Regions from separate parts of the Homo sapiens genome. Here region 2 is linked to region 1. Evidence: chromatin loops called from intact Hi-C (ENCODE). Cell type or tissue: Calu3. All regions are shown on one strand.

Evidence for each region. Peaks named below come from ENCODE experiments on the same cell type or tissue, not always from the same donor. Only the 100,000 strongest peaks of a DNase experiment are listed, where the experiment ranks them.
Region 2: a loop joins it to region 1, with 3 times the contacts of the local background. A loop is called at or near these places in 6 of 110 quality-filtered maps.

The regions. Positions count from the first base shown.
Region 1 is chr4:103,203,944-103,211,943 of GRCh38, forward strand. No RefSeq gene overlaps it. Among named protein-coding and RNA genes, the nearest start is that of CENPE, 9.6 kb to the left of the region's middle. In Calu3, no CTCF peak of the experiment used is centred here; a DNase peak (open chromatin) is centred at 3,928.
Region 2 is chr4:103,471,797-103,479,796 of GRCh38, forward strand. No RefSeq gene overlaps it. Among named protein-coding and RNA genes, the nearest start is that of LINC02428, 51 kb to the left of the region's middle. In Calu3, no CTCF peak of the experiment used is centred here; no DNase peak of the experiment used is centred here.

The sequences.
Region 1 (8,000 bases):
TACCTGCATATGGTCAAAAGATTCAAATGAACAGAAGATTCACAGTGAAAAACAAATCTTCCTACATTGACTCCTAAGGTGTCATTTCACCTCCCCAGAGGCAACTGTGCCATTTCCTAAAGTGTTCTCATCAAAATAATTTACAGATAGGCACACATATACATCTTTTTCTATATTGCATATCTTTTACACAAAAAGGTACCTGTCATACATGCTGTAGTGAACTGTGCTTAAATATGATCTTTATGTAAGTGTTTTCATTCAGTTTAGGAAGAAAAGTGAATTTCTGAGGCATATTAATTGCACACACTTTTATGTTGATGTTTCAATTACTGTTTTTTTCCCCAACTGTGTTATTTATGCTGAAGCTGCAGAGGGCACTGTAATCTTTCCCAAAACATGGCATAGCCTTGAATGGTATTTTGAAGAGTGTGAATATGGTGCAAACTGTAGGATTCGGAGAAGCTACTGATATTAAAAATATACATCAATTCAAATTACTCACCTGTTCTCTCTCATTTTAATGCATTTCATAGAAAATTAATAGTAATATACTTATTACATATAATCACCTTCAATGGGGTAATTTTTATTTCAAATTTTATTTTAGGTACAGGAAGTACATGTGCAGATTTGTCACATGGGAATATTGTGTGATGCTGAAGTTTGGGGTATGGATATCATCCATAGTGAGCATAGTGCCTGATAGGTAGTTTTTCAACTCCCTCCTCCCTCCCTCTCTCTCCCTTCTAGTAGACCACAGTGTCTATTGTTCCCATATTTATGTCCATGTGTGGTAAATGTTTAGCTCTGCTTATAAGTAAGAACATGCAGTATTTTATTTTCTGTTCCTGCATTAAGTTGCTTAGGATTATGGCCTAAATAGGAGTAATTTTTGTTTAACAGAGAGAATGCCTAATTTTCAAAGCATCTATTTGAAAGACATCTATTTGGAGACATCTATTTGTAATGATCACAGACATAGTATTTCTCACCTTTTAATCACAGTAACAGGGGATTTGTATGGCATCATGGGAACTGCTCTGGCCTGGGTCAGTCCAAAGACTATTTCTAAGCTATGCTGCATTGGAAAATCATTTATCTCTGTGTGTCACCATTTTCTCATCCATACAATGAGATAATTGGATGAGAAAATTTCTAAGGGTTTTTTTCAGCTTCAATAATTCTATAATGTCTTCATTAAGGAAAGAAAATTGAATCGCTAAGAGAATAGATTTTAAGTTACTCACACAAAAATATGTGAGGTAATGCATATATTAATTAGCTTGATTTAGCCATTCCACAATATATACATACTATTAAACTCATATTGTACCCCATAAATATAAGTACTTTTTGTCAGTTAAAAAAAATAAAAAAATTTTTAAAGGAAACTTGTTCAAATTGAGTATGGATGAGTGTAAAATTGAATACAGATTTGTGAGGGAGTAGGAAAAGTGATCTGTGTTACCAAGAAAATCTAAGATAGTCACAATGTGGCAGAGGATGATGGCAGCCCACCAAAATCTATTCTCTTCTTTCTGGCCAGAAAGCAAGATTACATTCCCAGCCTGCCTTGCAGTTAAGGGCCACTTCTAGGCCTATATAGAATTCCAGGGGTGCACTTTTCCTGCCTCATCCTTGGTGAGCATCCTTTCTCCTTTTCTTCATTGATTCTTCCAAATCCTGACCACTTTCTTCAAGCCCAGGTTTCATCTTCATCTTTATTGAGAAATCAGGACCATCAGGCAAGATGTCTCAACTTCCAGGTTTCCCACCCTACCTCCTGCACTTCTACTGATTTATATCCTCACCAACTCTTCCCTCTTTTCATGCACGTCCAGAGTGAAGTGTCTGTGGTGTCTGAGATGAGCCCTTCCATTTATGTCCTTGGCTCCTTTCTCTCCAGTGTCCTCTACATCCTTGCTCAGGCAGTTATTTTCTCTCTTATTTCAGAAAAATGCTAGAAAATAACAAAAAGAATCATCTGTAATTTCACCTTAAAAATTATCTAAATTGCCTAGTGAATGTTCCTTCTATTACCCAGTCATCAAATTTCATCTTCCCTAAGGTAATCTATGTTAATTAAATTTATATTTCTTGAATATATGCAATAAATCTATGTGGATAACCAGATGTTTTCATATTTTCAAGAATAAGATTATTCTGTAATTGATCTAAAATTTGCTTTTTACACTAACAAATCAATATATAGATCTGCCTTTTATATTGGCTGCATAATATTCAATTATATGGCAGCATTATAGTTTATTCAACCATTTCTTTCTTTTCTTTTCTGTTTTTTGTTTTGTTTTGTTTTTTTTTGGAGATGGAGCCTTCCTCTGTCACCCAGGCTGGAGTGCAGTGGTGCGATATCGGCTCACTGCAACCTCTGCCTCCCGGGTTCAAGTGATTCTCCTGCCTCAGCCTCCCCAGTAGTGGGGATTACAGGCACCCGCCACCATGCCCAGCTAATTTTTGTATTTTTAATAGAAACAGGATTTCGCCATGTTGGCCAGGCTGGTCTTGAACCCTTGACCTCAGGCAATCCACCTGCCTCGGCCTCCCAAAGTGCTGGGATTACATGTGTAGGCTACCGCACCCGGCCTCAATCATTTCTTTATGTATATTTAGATTGTTTCTAATTTTCAATATTGCTTATAATACAAAAATCCATCTGCATATGTCTTTCCATACTTACGCTTTTATTTTCATAAACTAGATTGCTAGAAGCTAAAATGCCGACTCAAATGATGTGCTTGTTTTGAATTATAACAAGTACTACCAAATTACTTCTCAAATAATTTGTACCAATTATATTACAACCAAGAGTCTGTGAGTGTCCACTTCCCCATTTCTTCATCATCACTGGGTACAAATCAATATTTCTAATTTTTGTCAATTTTATAGGAAAAAGATATTTTATTTTCATGTGCAATTCCCTGATTACTAGTAGGATTGAGCATCTCATCACTGTTTATTGGTAATATTTATATCTTATTTTTTGCATTGTACATTTGTACTGTGTAGTCCTTTGCTCCTTTGCCCAGTTTTTTTTCATATGGATTGTCCTTCTAATTGACGTGTTATAAGTCTTTAAGTATTACAGATTACCTATCTAGCAAATATTTCCATTTGGTCAGTCATCATCTTCTAAATTGTCTTTGTGTAAGGTTTCTTTATAGCGTCCTTGTTTTTGTCCATTTGGGAAATTCTTCCCTACTTTGAGGTTATAAACATGTTTTATTACTTTTTCTTTTAACTTTTGTTATTTTATTTCTTTCATTTACAAATTTAATTCTTTCTTGTGGCTTTTGTTTTTAACTCTCTTGATGGGTCTGTCCACTCAGTGTATAAATATTTTAGGTCTTTTTTTTAATATATATAATTTGAAAGCTTTTCTTTGTGTTACCCTGCATGTATCTGAAAGCCTTTCTCATTTCTTTCTTTTAGTCTATGAAGTAATTATATTTACTGTCTCACTTCTTTGTTTTCCATTTAATCTTCATATACTTATAATTTGGCTTACAATCCTACTGTCATGTTAATACAATTAATCTATGTGCACCACAGTAAGTAAATTTCTGAACCAAATGGACATTTTTCAGTGCTTTGGGGCATTTTTAGTGCCTTTGGGCATTAGGTAGTCTCCAAAGATGGCTGCTTTGATTTTCTCCCCTCGCTGTTGTGCATTCACCACTCTAACCATCAAAAGATGGATTCGATTTACCCTCGTCTTTAATCTGGTCCTCTTTCTTCCTAGCACAGTAGTCTCAGGATAGCTAAATTTCTTACATGATGGCTGGCTTTGCAGAATAAGATGGAAGCTGCTAGGCCTCTGAAAGTTTAGGCCCAGAGCTGGCAGAGTCATTCCCACCGTAATCTCTTGGGCTAACTTCACAAGCCCAAGCTAGCCACGTGACGAGGCCACATGGAGGAGCTCTAACATGCCAGACACGAGTGAAGCCTCTTTGACCTTCCAGGTTAGACCAGTTTCTGATCAATGCTGCTTTGTAAATTTCCCTGGCTAATGCTGCATAGAGCCAAAGAAGCATCCAACTAACTCCAGTTGATCCCCTAAATTGTGAGAAATAATAAAATTCAGTCTCTTTGGTGAATAGTTCTAATGAAGTTTGACAAATACACGGAATTGTGTGATACTCACCAGAACAGTTCCATCATCCTCCAAAATTCTTTTGTGCTGCTTGTTTGTAGTCAACCCTCCCTTACATCCAAGATTTGGAAACCACTGATCTGTTTTGTGTGCTACTTTTGCCTTCTCCAGAATGACATAAATGGAATTTTACAGTTTATAGCTTTTTGAGCCTGATTTCTTTCACTTACGTTAATGGATTTCAGATTCATTGTGTTATTGTATCAGTACTTTGTTCCTTTTAATTGGTGAGTAGGATTCTGTTTTTTGGATTTATCACAGTTTGTTTTATTCAATCACCAGCTGAAGGACATTTGGGACATTTGTTTTCAGTGCTTAGAAATTTTGAATATAGCTGCTAGAAACGTTTATACACTGGATTTTGTGTGAACATCACTTTTTATTTCTCTTGGATAAAATATCTAAAATTTAATTTTATAAGAAATTGCCAAACTGTTTTCCAAAGTGGCTATACCTTACATTCCCACCAGTAGTGAATGAGTTCCAATTGCTTCACACATCCTCATTTGAGTTTGGTATGGTCATTAAAGAAAACCCCTAGACATTCTAATAGGTATATAGTAGTATATCATTGTGGTATTAATTTGCATTTCCTTAGTAATTAACGATGTTGAGCATATTTGCATGTGCTTACTTGCCATATATATATATATATCTTCTTGGTGAAGTACCTGTTTAGATAGTTTGCTCACTTCAAAAAATTTGATTGTTTTCTTACTTTTGAGTCTTGAGAGTTCTCAATATATTCTGGATTCAAGTCCTTTACTAAATATAGAGTTTGCAAACATATTCTCTCAGTTTGTGGTTTTTCTTAACAGTGCTTTTCTCTTAACAGTGGCTTACACACATCAAATGTTTATAATTTTTTGAAGCCCAGATTGTAATTTTTTTCTTTCATGAATTGTACTTTTGGTATAATATCTAAGAACTCTTGGCATGACCCAGAGTTACAAAAATTTTCTTCTACGCTTACTTTTAAAGTTTTATAGGTTTACATTTTAAAGTAGATCTATGGTCTATTTTGTGTTAATTTTTATATAAGGTGTGAGATATAGGTTGATATTTACTTTGGGGCATATGGATAGTCATTTGTTCCAGCTCATTTGTTGAAAAAATTGTCTTTACTCCATTGAATCACTTGTGTACCATTGTAAAAAAAGTCATTTGATCTTACTTATCTGGTTATATTCCTGGACTCTGTATTCCATTTCATTGATGAATGTGTCTATCTTTAGTTGTTACTGTTTTAAGCCATTAAATTTTGTATTTGTTTGTTATACAGCAAAATGTAACAATATGTGACACAGTCACTGTGAAGAACTTTGAAAGGGCTGAAATTTTACTCCTCTTGAAAGCTAACAAGTTAGTCTGCCACAGTTTCATGAATCCTGGTGGAAGACTCAAGACTTCTGGGACAAGGATGAAGAAAAATTTACTAATCAAACCAATAGCCATAGCCAAAGTATTTGCATTTTTGTGTTGGTTTTCTAAACCCCAATTCCCATAAGGTGATGCAAAGAGGGCCAGGTAACACCTATACACACAGGTATAATTTAATCACTGATGCACAAGAGATACAGTAATACCACTATTAGTATAAGTGGTAAGTGACATAGTAGTTCCACTGATGTATTTCAGCCTCCCCTTCTTTCTGTGGCTGATTTTTTTTCCAGAATGAGGTCAGACATTATCTTCCAAGCAGCCTCTGGTTATTTTATCTTCTGAGTTCCTGTAGCATCATATGTAGTATTATGACTGAGTATTTTATCTTCCTTATTAGGCAGTGAGCTCTTCGAGAGTAGGCTCTAACTCATTTTCCTTATACTCTAATTTGTCAAACTATTAAAACATTTGATGTACTTCCTTTTGAAGCATCTGTTGATACAGTTACCATGCCTTCACTATCTTGATGATTTCACAAGAAATGGAACAAATGGAATACTTGTAATAAAAGGCCCTATTTTTCTTGATGATCGTTTCCCAAAGAAGTTATTTCTGTTCTGAAGGAAGTAGCTGAAAATACCTATGAAGTAACTGCTTTCCTGAAAATAGTACTTGTTATAGTATAAGTAGAAGGGGCCTTAACATATAATTTTTAAAAGGCTTATAGCTGTGGGTAATACGAAGTCTCTAAAATACGTGCATGCCAGTAATATTGAGAACAATGCCATTTTATTCCAGGATCCAAGAAGGGCATTGCATAATTAGCAGAACAAATTGACAAGCAGGGCACATAGTTTACATTTCCATGGTAGGTAAGAATGACTATTTTGATTACAATTTCATGTGTTTTGTTTACTTTTTTTTGGTGGGGGGACAGAGTTTCACTCCTGTTGCCCAGGCTGGAGTGCAATGGCATGATGTTGGCTCACCACAACCTCTGCCTCCCAGGTTCAAGTGGTTCTCCTGCCTCAGCGTCCTGAGTAGCTGGGACTACAGGCAAATGTCACCACGCCCAACTAATTTTGTATTTTACTAGAGACGGGGTTTCTTCATGTTGGTCAGGCTGGTCTTGAACTCCCAACCTCAGGTCATCTGCCCACCTAGGCCTCCCAAAGTGCTGGGATTATAGGCATGAGCCACTGCGCCGAGCCTCCTTTGACTTTCACAGCCTTCAATGTCTTCATCCTAGTACAAGAAGACACATTGAATTTTTATAATAAAACATTTATTAAATTTGGTGAAGTATGAGATCTGCTCACCAGTAAAACATCCTGGTTTAACTTTATTATTGCTTATATTTTTGTAAGTATTTTAAGCATAACTATTTGGTTTGGTTTTTGAAAGTTATTTTCTGAATATTTTGGCAAATGAACGTGCAAGAACATCATGAGTTTTCTTGGTGCACAGAATAATAATGCTATGGGTTTATCTGGGAACCTAATAGTAGAGCTTGCCATAGCGTAACATGGAGCTCTTTGCTGGAGTGTACTTTCTGTTGTTAATTTTTTAGTTTCTTCTAAACAGGTTTGTAATTTGACTTTTCTATTTCTGAGAAAATCTGTCATCTTAAAAGAAACTTTTAGAGAGTTAACTGAAAGTGAAAGCAAGTTCCAAGGAACCCCCAAAGAAATATCATAACTCATCACTTTATCCTACCACCAACTTTTGCTGCTGTATGAAGCAACCTAACTCAACCTTGTAGGAATTTATGCATCTACTATTTGGAAACATAGAGTTAAATGCCCATAATATATAGCTAAGAGATTTGAAAGAGTTTGCCTCTGAGGAGGGGGTGTGGGCAGTAGATGCGGAGTAGGGAGTGTAAAGTATGGTTTTTGTTTTCAGCCTTCTAGCACTAACTTATTTGAAATTTATGTGCACATAGTATTTCAATAAAAATAGAACAAGTTATAAAAAGAAAACATAAAAAGAAATGATCAACCCCCAAACTGGGCTTAGTTCTTGTATTATTTCTTATAGGCTGGAAATAGACCCACAAAAAGGAGGCTGGATTGACCCTCCTTTAGTGGAGGTTTCCCCAAAGACCCTCCTGGAGTGAAGGGTCCCCAGAGGAGAGTGAAACACAGGAGTTAGGTGGTTGAGGCATGAGTTGGCCATGAGCAAACAGTGAAGGTGATAAAGGATTACTTATACCAAGAGAACCACAGATGAGAGAATCTTCCAACATCCCCAAATAAAAAAAGTCAATACAGTTGCTTCCCAATGCAGTCTACTCCACCCTGCTTTCCAAAGTCTGATGTTCCCTGTTTAAAAGGGAATCTGACTAAAAAGCCAGCAGTTTTGGGATTCTTTGACATGTGGCTTCTTCACCAAATCCTGGTATCATCTCTGTGAGAAAGATGAGAGCAGAATCCACTTGCAT
Region 2 (8,000 bases), 270 kb after region 1:
GATAATGTTTTTAATTTCCACAAATGGTTTAATTTTATGTTTTTTTAGACAATAAAACAAACAAGAATACCTGAAAGATAAATAAGAAAAACTGAAGTTTAAATAAATTAATTTTTAGAGGAAAAAAATCACCTATATAAAATTCACTTGTATAAGTGAGAAGGCAGAAAGACAACTGAATATTTCTCAATAAAATGTGATGCCTGTTTGTCATGAACTGTAAGAGCATAAATATGAAAAATCAAAAGGTTGTCTTAGTATATGTCATAATTTCTTAAAGGAATACTTAGAAAAATAGATATTTTGGAATATATGCTTGTGGAGTTCAATTTTAATTTGTAGGATTGTTTAGACTCAGAGTACATAGTATATAAATTCTGATTTCCAAAATGAGTTGCTATAGTAATATGTGAAATAGAATCTTAAAAACAGTCTGTATAAAAGAAATAAATTTGAGTTTTCTTTTAAAATATGTAAGCATTTTCATCAACAATGAATGAGAATTCTGTCGCTCTCCATCTACACCAGCAATTAGTACCATTGTCCCACATTAAAGTCTTGGGGGATACGTTCCAAGGCCCCCAGTGGATGCCCGTAGCCTCAGATAGTATTGAACCCTTTTTATGTTCTATGTTTTTTCCTATACATACATACCTATGACAAAGTTTAATTTATAAATTGGGCACAGTAAGAGATTATAACAATAATACTAAAATAAAACAATGATATCAATATACTATAATTGAAGTTATGTGACTGCTGTCTCTCAAAATATCTTATTGTACTGTAGATCTTAGCAAACTCAGTGCAAAATATTTTTCCTTTCTTATTAAGTCAAGTACTTAATATTTTCATTTCAACAAAGCACATCATGGCTTCCCTTTGGCATATCTGCATTGCCAGTGTCACTACTTTTGTGCCTTGGGGCCATTTTTGAGTAAAATAAGGTTACTTGAACACAAGCACTGTGATATTGTGAGAGTCAATCTGAAAATCAAGATGGCAACTAAGTGACTAACAGGCAGATTGTGTATACAGTGTGGATACAGTGGACAAAAGGATGATTAAGGACACAGGAAGGCAGGTGCGAAATTTTATCATGCTACTCAGAATGGGATGCAATTTAAAACTTATAGTTTATTTCCAGAATTTTCTATTTAATATTTTCTGATCTCTGAAACAGTGAAAAGTGAAACCGTGGATAAGGAGGAAGTACTGTATCGTAAATTTTTCCAATCATAGCTATTCTATGAGGTGTGTAGTTGTATCTCATTGTTTTAGTTTGGATTTCCTACAGAATAGTGATAGTGAGCAGTTAAAAATCTGCTTATCTATCATATGCATATCTTCTTTTTGAGGTCTCTGTTAAAATATTTTGCCTCTTTTTAAATTCAGTTGTTTCCTTATTGTTCAATTTTGTCTTTTTTTTGTATATTTTGGATATGAGAGTCATTTGTATATTTTGGATAGATGTCCTTTATTAGATATGTATTTTTAAAATATTTCCTCTCAGTCTGTTACTTGTTTTATTATTCTCCTAAGTGTCTTCTGCAGAACAGACTTTGTAAATTTAAAAGACTAACATCAAGTTTTTCTTTCATGCTTTTGGTGTATATAAAAACTCATCACCAAGCCTAAGGCCATGTGGGTTTTCTCCTATGTTTTCCTCTCAAAGGTTTGTAGTTTTGCATTTTACATTTAAATCTATTACCAATTTTGAGTTAATTTTTGTTTAAAGTGTAGACTTGTAAGTTTTTTACTTGAGTAACAACACAGAATAATAACATTTATAAAATGGGGAAAAAGCAGTTTGGGGATTGGAGGTGGGAATACAGTTTAGATATGGACATGTTAATATTTGAAGCCCCTACTTGACAAACATATGGTTAAGTAGGAAGTTGGATACAAAGAGTTTAATTCTGATATTTCCACATACCAACACTATCAGGAAGTCCAGGAGTCTGATTTATAACTTCACCAGCACCTTGAACTCTGTATTTCCCCACCTCCCTTTCCTTCCCCTACAGGCTTCCAATCCCCATTTTATGTTTTCGGGCGTTCGTTATTACTTACAATAATCTTCAAAGTATGTGTAGGGTTGGAATCCATTATGACTAAGTCCTATTTTGGTGCTTAGTCTGTGACAGAGAAGCTTTGGCTGGTTGAAGAAATTTGACCTTGGTGTGTCCTATTCAAAGTATAAAATAAGGCTGGGCAGTGGTTCACATCTGTAATTCTAGCACATTGGGAGGCTGAGGTGGGAGGATTGTTTGATGCCAGGAGTTGGAGGCTGCAGTGAGCTAAAATTGCACTACTGCATTTGCCAGGTGACTTGGAGCTAAAATTTTTTCGACTCCAGTGAGACTTGCTGACATAAAAAGAGAAAATATGCTTTAAGCACCTAGTGCTTATGCATGGCACATAGTAGACACTCATTAAATGAATGGTTCTTTCTCTTTCCCCATAGATGGGACAGTGTGCACCAAACATCTGAAGACCAGTTGCTTAAGTGAAAAAGAATGACCTGATGTATTTCAGATCAATATTATGCATATAATAAAAACTATGAAATGCTAAAAGCTTAGCTGCAAAGATAAAATGCAAGAAGCTTGCTGGTGAGGTTGTGGTAGCAACTGAATATATGAGAATAGATTGGTACAATCACTGGATTTCTATAACTCAGTTAAGAGTTGGAAGTAAAGTGTAATTCTGTTTCTGTTTATGTATTAAAGTAGAAGGATAATATGTTTAATTAATAAATTAACAATAGATATTGGTATACTTATAGAAATGGATTGTCACAGTTTCTATCTTTGAGGGATTAATTGGAACAAAAATGTACTTTAACTATGAATTACCTAGCTCCAGAGATATCTATTAGTAGAAAAAGATTGACAATGAAAAGATAAATTTCTATTTACTACACAGCGAAATAAATGTTTTATGTTAAGAGCTCATCTCATGCATCCCTGTGGCTTCAGTTTTCTTCAATATCTGCCACTCTCAGTTTTATTTCCAGCTGGAATCTATTTTCTGAGCTCCACAACTAAATGGCTGTGTACCAACTGGACATCTCTTTTTGAATTATTCACAGGCATCTTAAATTCAGTCTGTGTAAAACTGAACTGGTGAAATTGCTCTTTAGACCTGCTCCTCTAGTGTTTCCCATCTTAGCAAATTGCACAATTATTTCCATCCAATTACTCCAGCTGGGAACATACAAGATATCACTGACTTTTCCCTCTCTTTTATTTCGATCAATTACTTCAAATTCTTATTATGGCCTCCAAGGCTCTGCATAAAATATCCCTTTCTCACTTTAACGATTACAGTAGACTGAACCATTATAACAAAGAAATCTCCCAAAAAGTAAGGGTTCAAACAGTAGAAATATATTTCTTGATCTTATAAAAGTTCAGGGTAGATGTTTCGGATAAACAAGTGCTTGGCTCCACACTGGGACACAAGCTGATGAGATCTGCAATCTCTAATACTTAGTTTCCAAGGTCATTCTGAGCATGGCCCAACAATCATCCTGAAAGAGAAAGAGCATAAATAAGCATGCATGGATATTTTTTATGAGTGAAGCAAGGAAGTGGAACATATTTCTATTCTCACTACAATGGAAAGAACTTAGTTACAAAGCACACTTCATTGCAAGGAAGGCTGGGAAATGTAATGCATTTGGGCAGCCATATTTCCAGCAACTATGGAAGATGAGGAAAAGAACTTTGGTGAATCATTGGCGGTCCCAGCAACATTTGTTGTTCTTTCCTTCTTTATTCTTTGTGATCCAGGTATATCGGATTTTAGTCTTTGATTGCTCTTTCCATCCCTAAGGACTTTGTACATGTCATTCTCTTGGCTCATATGCCCTTCATCTCCTTCTTGATTCAGCTGACAATTATTATTCAGAATTAAGAATGTTTTACATTCCTGTGGAAAGTTGTTGTCTTCTTTGTAATACTTGGAAAAGCTGCAATAAATTATTCAATGACTGTTTGTCATGCTAGACTGTAAGATTGAGGAGTAAAGGAACTCTCTGTTTTGTTCTTTATTATATTCCCAATATCTGGCACATAGCAGGATGTTTAGTAAATATTTCTTGAACTCACAGAAAGATGGATGAATGGATGCCTGGATAAGTGCAAAAATAGATAAGTTTATAGATGAATGGGAAATAAGCTGATATAACCCCACTCTGAAACCTTTAGTTTGTTAAAGAAATAATTATTTAATGACACTTGTTAAGCACGATAAGGAAGTCTTTATTATAAACCATCATGGTAAGTACAGGGACCACTGAAATGGGATTTTGCAGTGAGGGAGGGAGATTGGGCTCAACTCTTAATAAAGGATGGGCAAGTGGGAATTTATTGCCAAGTTGCAAGGTGGGGGTCAGTGGATAAAACATGACTAAGAGGAAGCATCAGGGGTAAAGGGGGTTCTGGCTAAATTGACCTAGAAAGATTCTTGCTGAAGGTAGGCTAGGGTGATCAAACATCACTTATGAGATGGTGGAGGATGAGTAACCCCAGTGGATACCAAGGATGAGCAGATATTGGGGGTAGGGGATTCTTGCTAAACATAGTTAGCAAGGTATTTGCTAAAACTGGATTTTACAAGGAAGTGCACAGATGAACCTAGGAGAAGTTTCAAGAGTCTGAATAAATTTTACCAATCAGATACTTTGTATCAAGTTTTCTCCATGAAGGATTTGTGCAAAAGTAGGGTAGGTGTTTGCAAAAAGAAAATTCGAGAAGATTGGTACAAATTTGGGTAGCTACAAAGAAAAATGATAAAGAGAGACAAATGAGAAAAAGAAAAAGTATTGTTCAACAATGTGGAACACTCAATTGCGGTTGGAAACCACAGCTTTGTAGTGAAAACTATTATATTTTTTTTCTTGCATTCAATTTCAGAGAAAATGCATTTTGGAAATAATAATGGTTAATAATGCACACAGTACATTGATCCAGATATGAGCTTAGCATTTAAAATGCAGTTTTTCATGTATATTTTCAAAACTTTTTTATAGATGAGAAAACTGAAGGTCAGAAAGTACAAGTAAATGGCATAAGGAGTAAATGACATTAGCAATCAGAGAAGCTCTGATTTGTACCCAAGTCTGTAATACTTCAAAGGACAGAGATTGACAAAACAGGCCTTGAAGAAGTGTGAATAACAGGAAATTAACAGTACTGTGTTAATGTCCACACAGTGCTGGTTCCTAGGGTCAGTTGATTCAAGAAGGTGTAATGTTTCATCAAGATTTAGTGGGATGAGATAGTAGTAGACATGTAAAGAGAGGGGATTGTGCTGTGAGAATTATATTTTCAAATTTTGGATAAGAAAATGAATTTTGGAAGATGACAAGGCCTGGAATATAGACCTCAAAAGTGTTTTGTTCGAGGGGAATGGGAAAGAAGTTTGTCAGATGGCAGCCCACATGGACGCTGTCTTTCAGAATAGTGACAGGAATTGGTGGAAGGAAAGATTACAATCCAGATACCAAAGCCCTCACTAATTGTGGCATAAGGGAGTAGAGGTGAGTTGACGACAGTGATGAAGATAAAGAGCACAGAGTATAGTTCAATTTTTAGGGACTCAAGTATGGAGGACTTTTTGGATGAGCATCAAGTATAATGAGAATGAAACTGCAGTGGGTAAACAAGAGAAAGATGAACGTACCTCCTCACTTAAAAATACAGAGAATTAAAGCTTCTTTTGAGGCTTTTTTGAGCAAAATGGTATTATTAGAGGAGAAAAAGGTTACAGTTAGGGTGAAGAAGTAAAGGGGAATAGTCAAGATGTTGCATATTACAAAGAAGTTTCTTTGAAATAGGATGGGTTTCTATGTAGTTACAGTAAAGAGGTAGAAGTGGAATTAGATAGAGAATGATAAGTCTGAGAAGGAGAAGATATAAATTAGATGGAAGAGTTTGCAATGTGGGTTTTAGATCAAGGGCACTAGAAAGTCAAGGAATACAGAGGAAGATGGGAAGTACTTGAAAGAAACTAACTAGCCTCAGGGTTCCAGCTGGGGCTTTGATGGCAAGTTGTTTTGTTGCTGCCGCAAACTCAGACCAAAGCATTCTGGGGAAACTTAAGAATAGGAGGTGGATTGCCAATTAATATCTAGGGCTACAAGAGTGAGAAGAAATGACTAAAAATACAAATTAAAGTTCATATAAGTGGAACAAATTTTAAAGAGGAATGGGAATTTTGAGGAAAAAGTGAGAAAAATGTATAACTCTTTATTTATAAGTACATATTTTGCGTTATGCACTGGGTTTGTAGTGACCAAGACAGTCTTAACATGTCCCTTAGCTTGATTAAACTTTAGACAGTCTTCCTCTGGCCTTTAAGGCCTGATCTCCCTCTGACTCCCTCCCCCTAAAGAATCCAGATGGCCCAGTCACAGGAGTTCCTCTCCTCCCTTTATAAAGAGTATTTATTTCAGATACCTTATAATTGCAAATTCTTCTTGTTTGCTACTTGAAATGTAAATTTTTAAACATCTCTTATCAGTTTTACTACCCACCAGGCGTATCTTTCTCAAGGACCTAGAGCTATTCCTTTGAAATGTTATCATTAGGGAAAATAGTGACCCTGTCTCTCAGTCTCTGTGGGAGAGTAAGTGCTTAACTTCAGTGGTCACTTGGCTGTAAGTTGTAAAACTATCTGCTGTCATGAAGATAAGAGAAGGTTTGCTTTTTCTTTGTGAGGCCAATTAGCAGACACAGGTAGCCTATGTTACCCCCTTTCACCCCAATGCTTAAAAATCCTCCCACCCTGTATTTCAGTAGAGTTGAGCACAGATTGATTTCTGGCCTCTCTCTCTTATTGCAATTGACTTGAATAAAGTCTTCCTTACCTGTTTGACTTTGGTGCAGCTTTTGCTTTGACAGTAACTTATAATGAGTTTATTTTTCATTTCCCTAAAGAAAAATGTTTCATCCTGACCTCCAGGGCACCATTTGGTGCTGGCTGATGGTGGTGTGGCAGCTGGAGATGTAGCATAATGATCCAAAATTGGGCCCTTGTAAAAAACCAAAGCACGTACTTCTAAAATAGAATCAATTACTTATTTACTTATGTCTGCTCATTATACCCCAGATATAAACCCCAAGGGGGCAGCAGTATATCATGAATTAGAGCATAAGTTTTTCATCAAAGATCAAAACTGAGTTTTCATCTTTCCCTTGCTATTTATGTAACTTAGGTGGGTTATAGACCTCTTTAAGCTTCAGTTTACTCATTTGCAAAATATGAATATAATACACTATGATATTACATATAACATATAACTTAAGAACCTGGTTATTGCACAAATTAAATAATATGTGTAAAGCACTTAGCACAGCATAACAGATAGTTTTCACAGTTTTTCTTTTTATAAGTAATATTGTTGTTATTACTATTATTTCTTTAAAGACAGGGTTCATATCTGTCTAATAGTATCTACTCACCTGCTCACAAATATTTAATGATTAAATTATTTTTCAAATAATACCTAGTACATATATACATTATCTAAATGGAAGCAAACATATGGGATGGAAATTAACGTCTGTTGTTGAAGATTGTCTTAGTAGCAGTTATGGTCTATAAAATATCTAAATCACAGTTTCAAGCATGTGTTCTGAGACAAAAATTTCAAGCAGAAGCTTCCTAATGACCACATCCAGTCCCCACTGAGCACACCTTTAATATATTTTATAATATATATTATGCCAACATTTGCTTTGTGAACAGGGTAAAGACAGTCACAGTCAAGAATTGGCTAAAATACTGATTTGTCATTTATGGAAAAGTACAAAGGTGAGGGTGACTTTCAGAGGAAATAAGGCATTATTAGTGGTGCCGTCTGGCAAATACAAGAGAATTTCTCAGAGACCCACTTGGAAGAAAGTTCAATCATGGCATTGGATGACTCAGTGAAAGGTGGAAGGCCAATACTGGTAGTTCAAATGAAAACATCTACTGCTCTTAACTTT